Linked DNA regions of Homo sapiens: region 2 is linked to region 1. A link is a contact called in ENCODE Hi-C data. All regions are on one chromosome and are shown on one strand. The core of a region is the stretch at or near the end of the contact, and the rest is flanking DNA. Distances in the headings are between cores, read along the strand shown.

Region 1 (5,078 bases), core at 2,579-5,078:
GGAGAATCGCTTGAACTTGTGGGGCGGAGGTTGCAGTGAGCTTAGATCGTGCCACTGCACTCCAGCCTGGGTGATGAAGTGAGACTCCATCTCAAAAAAAAAAAAAAAAAGAATGTAGTCTTTGATGCCACCCATCCAGAGCAGGGCTTCCTCCTGTGCCCAAACCCTACTTGCCACCACTCCCCACAGCCACCTCTGCTCCATTCAGACTGGTACTCACAGATGTGCCTGTGCCCCACTCCCTGCCTCATTCAGCTGTCCCTAGGCCCAATGATATTGTTTTCTGCATGCAGAGTTCCTACCCATCCTTTATGAACAGCCCTCAGACTCAAAGAAGCCAGTCCCTGTCACCCCAGCCTCTTCTGAATTGTTTCTGACTCCTTCAGCACTTACAATCTACACCACTCATTGTTTCATGCATCTCTGTCTTCTCTCCTGAAACCGTAAATCCATTGAGGACAGGGATCAGAGAGGGACCAGCTCTCCTTTTTTTTTTTTTTTTGGAGACAGAGTCTCACTCTGTCGCCCAGGCTGGAGCGCGGTGGCACAATCTTGGCTCACTGCAACCTCTGCCTCCCAGGTTCAAGCGATTCTCCTGTCTCAGCCTCCTGAATAGCTGGGATTACAGGCGCCCACCACCACACCCGGCTCATTTTTGTATTACTAGTAGAGACAGGGTTTCACCATATTGGTCAGGCTGGCCTCCAACTCCTGACCTCAAGTGATCCACCACCTTGGCCTCCCAAAGTGCTGGGATTACAGGCATGAGCCACCACAACCAGCCTACAGCTGCTGTTTTTAATCATTAGCTTTGTAGTTGTTATTTTATTTCTGTATTCCCCCTCCCTCCCACCAATCCCCCACCCCCGCACATTCTTTTAAAAGAATACTAACAACACTAAATATCAAGAAAGTCACTTTGACACTTTGTCACAACAGTACGGAATATACATTAGAACCTAATTCTGTCCATTAATCATTTACCTGAACTGAACTGAAATGACCTATTGGCTACCTGGCAGTGGGGAGCCATCATCATCTTTAGTCAAGCATCTTATGAGCAATGGTGAATCCTGGGGCCTGGTAGGGTATTTTCCTTCACAGGTCACAGACGGGCCAGTTGTTTCACATATCCTCTCCAGATAGAAAATCCAACCCTAACTTAAATATTCTGTTATTAACAGTGGCAGTTTCAATTTACTGAGCTTCTACTATGTTCCAGATACTATGCTAAGTGTTTTCATACATTATCTCATTTAAACTACATTACTCTGTGAATAGGAATCTTTCTCTCTCTCTCTCTCTCTCTCAGAAGACTGACAAACTAAACCTCAGAAAGCAACACAATTTTCTGGGGTCACACAGCCAAGAAATGGGGGCCAGGTCAAAATTCAACTTAGGTCTCCCTGACAGAAGTATCAAGCTCTTTCCACTTGCTATATATCCCTATATCTCTTATATTTGGTTTTTTGTTGTTGTTGTTGTTGTTTGTTTGTTTTTTGAGACAGAGTCTCACTCTGTCGCCCAGGCTGGAGTGCAGTGGCACAATCTCAGCTCACTGCAAACTCCGCCTCCCGGGTTCAAGCAATTCTCCTGCCTCAGCCTCCCGAGTAGCTGGGACTACAGGCGCATGCCACCACGCCTGGCTAATTTTCTTTTTTTTTTTGGATTTTTAGTAGAGACGGGGTTTCACCGTGTTAGCCAAGATGGTCTCGATCTCCTGACCTTGTGATCCGCCCGCCTCAACCTCCCAAAGTGCTGAGATTACAGGCGTGAGCCACCGCACCCAACCACATTTGTATTTTAAATCCCCTTTAACTTCTACCCCTCATTTACTACCTTGTCATTTTAAAGGTGTAGAGCTTCCTATTATAAAGGGGACAGAAAGGAAAACAATTCTCGCAAGTTTTCTGGCTCCCTCCATTAACTGGCTGGAAATTAGTTTTTGGAGTGTGGCTGCCATGCAAGAGCACCTGAAGAGAGTGGAAAAGGACATGGGGAAGAAGTAAGGAAGTGAGAATCCAGAGACTCTCCAGTGGGCAGCAAGAGACAAGATGTCAAAAAGGTGGGAAAACACTCTTTTGGGGTCCCTCATGCATTATAAAAGATACTACGCCAGAAAGTAAAGAAAGGCTCCTAAATGCTAATTAGCCAACAGGAGAGACCTCAATAAGTTTATAGGCTCCACTAAAGGCTGGAAAGTAAGCTAAAATTTCATAAGCAAAGCAGAAAATAAACAAATCACTACTGCTGAAATCAGGCCCATAAGAACACCAAAGATCCTGGCTCATAAAAGACGTTTTACCAGTCCTTCAACCAACCAGGAGGAATCCAGTTTTCAAACAAACTAATCAGCATTCTTGACTGATCAAGTGGCATAAGCCACTGCCTTGGGTAAAAAGGCAAGTTGCTTTCTTAGTAAGGAAGTCCCATATGGTGGCCATTTCAGTATTCCTTTACCTACACTTTGGGCTTTCCTTATCCATGATTCTGGCCATCTCTGGTGTCCCCAGGTGTCCACATCCCCCCTATAGGATTAACAGATAATGCTGAGTACCATTCTCTCTACATTGCCAACAAAAGATTTCAGCTTTGGTAAACTTAATATGAGGTGGGGGAGGAAGCAACAGTCAATGTGCAGAGTACTACAAAGAATATCAAAACTTGAGAACTTTAAGGGATCTATCACATCTCATCTCCAAACACTTTGACAGACAGGGGAACTTCAAACCAGAAAGGGCACAAGGTCATATGGAGTCACTGACAAAACCACTGCTAGAGTCCAGGCTTCCATGATTCCCAGTCCAGGGCTCTTATCATTAAATAACACAGCCTCCCTTCTTTCCTGGGAGGCACTGCAGGCATGCCATCCCCCTGCCAAGATAATCACCCTCCAAGAGCCCCTCCTCCTATCCCAGTCCCTCCTACAGCACAGCTGAGTTGCAGCTCAAATTAGCAAGTCCCGGAGCAGGGGGCATTTCTGGGAGGGTGCCCAGTCTGAGGGTTGCTGGTACCGAAGAGGAGGGACAAAGATGGAGAAGAAGGTGACATCCCACAAAGGGTTTGGGAGAACTGGGTCCTTGGGGCAGTGGCAGTGAGCCTGCTGGGCTGGATAAAGACACATGCAGTGGCATCTCCCAAAGCGCATTGGGGAAGCAGACCAGCAGTTGGCACCACCTCTAGCAGCAAAAGGAAGGGCTGAGCCTTGATGGGCAGGGAAGCCTGGGGCATCTCCGAGTCCAAGTTGGGCCTCAGGGGTGCCTCCTGGCAGAGTGGCACTGGCGCGCCCGTGAGGTGGCACCAGTGCCCGGGAGGAGGCCCGAGGACACAGATGCCCTGCCTGCCCGTGGGATAGCACCGGCACCCGGCGAAGGCCCAGCCCCCCCGGGAGGTGGCACCGGCGCCCGGCGAACGCCCGACGACCAGGATGCCCAACCCGCCCGTGAGGTGGCACCGACGCCCAGTGAAGGCCAGACGACCAGGATGCCCAGCCCGCCCGTGAGGTGGCACAAGCGCCCGGCAAAGGCCCGACGACCAGGATGCCCAGCCCGCTCGTGGAGTGGCACCCGCGGCTGGCGGAGGCCCAGCCCGCTCGTGAAGTGGCACCGGCGCCCGGCGGAGGCCCGCGGTCCTCACCAGCCGGATCAGCGGCCGCCGTTGCCCAGCCTCCTGCCCCACACGCGGCCTTACCGAGGCACTGCCCCACTGGTGTGCTGAACGGGTTCCCCAGGAGGAACTCCATCTTGGGTGGACAACACGCAGCGGCCCGGGCCCCCTGTCTGCCACCTAGGCCTCCGCTGTAACCCGCCGGACTCCCGTCCTGACTGACACTTGCCCCCTCCCCACTCTCTGGAACGCCGAGCTTAGGGCCTTTGGCCCCGCCCCCTTGCCGCGTCTCTATTGGGGGACACCTACGAAGCCCGCCTCCTATTGGTCGTTACACCTCTGTCAGCAAAGCCCCCACCCACCCCGCAGCGTCCGATTGGGCGGAGGAGCGAGCTAGGTCACCGGAGTCCCTGTCAGCCGTGGCGGCACCTCCCCTGGCCCGCCCCCAAAGGGGAAGCTGCGCATTTTGATTCCTCTGTATATTGGTCAATCTAAAGGATTCTTACTATTATTGGACAAAAGACGAGTCAATCACGCAAATGGACGGAACAGAGGTGAATCTAGGAATATCCCCGCCCATAGAAAGTACTGATTGGAGAAACATTTGTTTTCTCTACGGCTGGTTGGTGTAAGGAGTGTTTCACCACACGGAGATGTGGTCACGTGACTTGTCAACTTTCACCCAGGATGTCTCCCTTCTGACTTCCCCTTAGCAACCAAGTCGCGGCGCTTGGTTCCCCAGCAACCGGGAGACGCGTCTGCTGCGTGGAACCGCCGAGTTCCCAGCGCTTGAGAAGGTGAGACCTGGGAGCTGAGGCTCCCGGAGGACTTGCAGGGACAGATAGTGCCCGACGTAACTCTTTCCTGTGACCTTTTTCTCGGAGAACGCCGGCCCGGCCCTTCTCATTTATAAAATGAGCACGTAGGTCCTCTCCCAGCCACTTTACAGTCGTGTGAGACAGCCAAGACACTTTAGTCCTGGGCTTGTCAAGCTTTTGAATAAAAAAAAAAAAAAATACTAAGGAAGCATTTCCCGAGGGAGCAGGGCCAGAATGGATTTTTAAGGGGTTCCGTCTTCCAGCCTCCTTTCATAGAAAGAGAGGTACCCGGTCCACTGATAACTTTTCCCAGAATTTAGCCATCATAACTGACCTCATAACTATCAAATGATTTCATCTTGGTACTGTATATACCGCTTTGGATGTGAATACGGCTACTCAAGTTCTGTATCCGTCTCTGTCAGTAACTCATTGTACGACTTTGGACAAGTTCCTTTACCTCCCTGGAGCCTCAGGTTCCCTAGCTGGGAAATAAGGGCATTAGGACTCCCTTTTTATGGCCTCCGGAGCTTACATGTACTTAAATAATGCATGTGCACTGAGCACACAGTAAGCATTCAGTAAGTGATTGATTTTATTCTTTTTTAAGAAAAATTTTGTTCATTATTTATTTATTTATTTATTTTTTATTTT
Region 2 (3,352 bases), core at 74-2,573, 390 kb after region 1:
TTGCACTAAATAAAAACACAATTACCCACTTCCGTTCCAAGTTCCCCCAAGTAATAAATTTACGTTATTTCTTTTCTTTTTTTTCTTTTCTTTCTCTCTCTTTCTTTCTTTTGAGATAGAGTCTCACTCTGTCACTCAGGCTGGAGTGCAGTGGCGTGATCTCCGCTCACTGCAACCTCCACCTCCCGGGTTCAAGCGATTCTCCTGCCTCAGCCTTCCGAGTAGCTGGGATTATAGGTGTGTGCCACCATGGGCAGCCAGGTTTTTTTGTATTTTTAGTACAGACGGGGTTTCACCATGTTGGCCAGGCTGGTCTCCAACTACTAACCTCAAGTGATCCGCCCACCTCGGCCTCCCAAAATGCTGGGATTACAGGCATGAGCCACCGCGCCCGGCCTACAATGTTATTTCTGCAAGAACCTAAACTGGTGTTTCCAGTCTATTCTCTGGGTAACTGCCCGATTGAAGGCCCGCATCTGTGCTGACCTCAGCTGGACCAAGGGTCACTTAACTCCCGGAATCTCGAAGCCAAGGCACCGGGCCAAGAACTTCACAGTGCAACATTTGTCTCCTAGAACAGGGGGTGGCAGATTGCGGGCAACAGGAAGAGCTCATTCCCCACAGGGATCTGGTGGCACGGGCCAAAAGTGGAGCGACCCTGCGCGCAGCCTTTAGGGGCGCAGGCTTTGAGAACCCGGGTTCTATTCCGGGCTCTGCCATTTAAGTTGCCTCCTTTCTCAGGGCCCCACCACCTTCCTCACCTGTAAAATGGGGGAAACAGTAGCACTTGACTTGCAGCTTTGTTGTGAAGGAGCTAGGATTGTTTAAATCGAAAATGCTCAACGAGAAAAGTGTTCAGTGGAGAGCTACTACTCACATCCCCGATAAGCCTTCGCATTCTTGCCAAAGGCCACGGGCCGCCACCCCATCATACCGAATGTGCCTGGAACTGGGGCGCTGCGGCTGGCCGCCGCCCGATCCCCAGCCCAGGCGCGACCCAAGCGCTCCCCTCCCGTCATTGCGGCTGCAGAGGGTGGGGTACGGCGGGGGACAGCGAGGACGCCGAAGCACCCCCCGGGCTCTGGGACGCCGCGGCCCTCGGACCCGAAGCCGCCCACCTACCGGAACACGGCCCGCGCACGTACCTAGCGACGCCTCCGTCCTACGCCGCCGCCGGTGCCACCAGTCCCAGACCCGCTGACCCAACGCCCCGCGCACCGCCGCGGGCCAGCCACGTGACCAGCCGCTCCAACCCCAAACCCCGAACTTGGCGCTGGACCGCTCGAGCTCAGGAAGGTGCACTCTGCGCGCCAGGCTTGGGCTTGGCCCCGCCCCCGGAGGCGCCCAATCAGAGAGCGCAGCCAAGCATGGGCCGCCACCAAACGCACCCGCGCTATTGGCTGCGGCGCAGCGGCGGGCAGGGCCTGTTTCTCCGGGGCGGGCCGGAGGCCGCGTAGTGCAGCTGCGCACCTGGGGCAGGGACCTGCAGAACTGACCCGCTTTGGCTGCAGGGCTGGTGTGTGGACCAAGATTTCCAGGAAGACTACACAGGGCCTTCCTCACTTAAGCCTGTCGCTTGGGCCGTGGGATTATGAGTGAATTTTGTTCATGGTACTACTTTTAGTTTGCAGGGTGGTCATTTAAAGTAGGACAAATGTGCGTCCAAACTGCAACATTATTACTCTGTAGGTGTATAATCCAAGAGCAGACACTTTATTATTATTATTTTTGTTATTTTTTATTTTTATTTTTTTGAGACAGGGTCTCACTCTGTCCCCCAGGTTGAAGTAGAGATGGGGGTCTAACTATGTTGCCTCCCAGGAGGCGGAGGTTGCAGTGAGTCGAGATCGCGCCACTGCACTCCAGCCTGGGGGACGGAGCGAGACAACGTCTCAAGAAGAATAAAATAAGATAAATAAAATACTGACACACAATAAGGACTCAATGAACATTACCTATTGTTAAGAATGATAAAAACCGGGGCCACATGTCAGGACCACCTGAGGCTGCGTCATAAATTTTTTTATTTGTCAAATGATAACAATAATTATTATAAGAATGATAAAAACCGGGCGCAGTGGCTCACCCCTGTAATTCCAGCACTTTGGGAGGCCGAGGCAGATGGCTTGAGCCTAGGAGTTCAAGACCAGCCTGGGCAAAATGGTGAAACCTTGTCTCTACAAATAATTTTAAAATTAGCTGGGTGTGGTGGCAGTCGCCTGTAGTCCCAGCTACTTGGGGGGCTGAATGGGAGGATCACTTGAGCCTGGGAGGCAGAGGTTGCAGTAAGCAATGATCTTGCCTCTGTACTCCAGCCTGGGCAACAGAGTGAGACCCTCATCATCTCGAAAAACAAACAAACAAAAAATACAAAAAAAACTTTTTTTTTTTTTTGAGACAGAGTCTTGCTCTGTCGCCCAGGCTGGAGTGCAGTGGCGCGATCTCGGCTCACTGCAAGCTCCACCTCCCGGGTTCACGTCATTCTCCTGCTTCAGCCTCCTGAGTAGCTGGGACTACAGGCCTCCGCCACCACGCCTGGCTAATTTTTTTTTATTTTTGAGACGGAGTCTCCCTCTCTTGCCCAGGCTGGAGTGCTGTGGCGCGATCTAGGCCCACTGCGAGCTCTGCCTCCTGGGTTCATGCCATTCTCCTGCCTCAGCCTCCCGAGTAGCTGGGACTACAGGAGCCCACCACCACGCCTGGCTAATTTTTTGTATTTTCAGTAGAGACAGGGTTTCACCATGTTAGCCAGGATGGTCTTGATCTCCTGACCTTGTGATCCACCTGCCTCAGCCTGCCAAAGTGCTAGGATTACAGGCGTGAGCCACCACACCCGGCTAATTTTTGTATGTTTAGTAGAGATAGGGTTTCACCATATTGGCTAGGCTGGTCTTGAACTCCTGATCTCAAGTGATCCATCCTCCTCGGCCTCCCAAAGTGCTGGGATAACAGGCAAGAGCCACTGCGCCTGGCCAACATAGTGAGTGTTTTTGTTTTTTGTTTTTGTTTTATTTATTTATTTATTTGAGATGGAGTCTCGCTCTGTCACCCAGGCTGGAGTGCAGTGATGCGATCTTGGCTCCCTGCAACCTCTGCCTCTCTGGTTCAAGCAATTCTCCTGCATCGGCTTCCCGAGTAGCTGGGACTACAGGCGTGCACCACCATGCCCAGCTAATTGTTCTTTTTGTTTGTTTGTTTGAGACGGAGTCTCGCTCTGTCGCCCAGGCATGAGTGCAGTGGCTCGATCTTCGCTCACTGCAATCTCCACCTCCCAGGTTCACGCCGTTCTCCTGCCTCAGCCTCCCGAGTAGCTGGGACTACAGGCGCCCGCCACCATGTCCGGCTAATTTTT

The links. Hi-C counts contacts between places; a loop is a spot of excess contacts on that map. Pooled maps may share reads with other maps.
Region 2: a map of ascending aorta shows a loop between it and region 1 (7-fold over the local background). The contact joins the promoter of SHMT1 here to the promoter of TOM1L2 in region 1. A Hi-C loop is called at or near these places in 1 of 168 maps with a recorded cell type or tissue (ascending aorta), 1 of 37 single-sample maps with no recorded cell type and 7 of 50 pooled maps.

What each region holds. Positions count from the first base shown.
Region 1 is chr17:17,968,572-17,973,649 of GRCh38, forward strand. It overlaps TOM1L2 (target of myb1 like 2 membrane trafficking protein), which reads right to left and starts at 3,829. Exons shown (of 15, transcript NM_001082968.2): 1 at 3,691-3,829. The coding sequence starts at 3,742. It overlaps DRC3 (dynein regulatory complex subunit 3), which reads left to right and starts at 4,291. Exons shown (of 14, transcript NM_031294.4): 1 at 4,291-4,403. RefSeq lists enhancers at 3,322-3,891, 4,263-4,582 and a silencer at 3,533-3,582.
Region 2 is chr17:18,362,227-18,365,578 of GRCh38, forward strand. SHMT1 (serine hydroxymethyltransferase 1) reads right to left here and starts at 1,324. Exons shown (of 12, transcript NM_004169.5): 1 at 1,146-1,324. RefSeq lists a silencer at 949-1,418.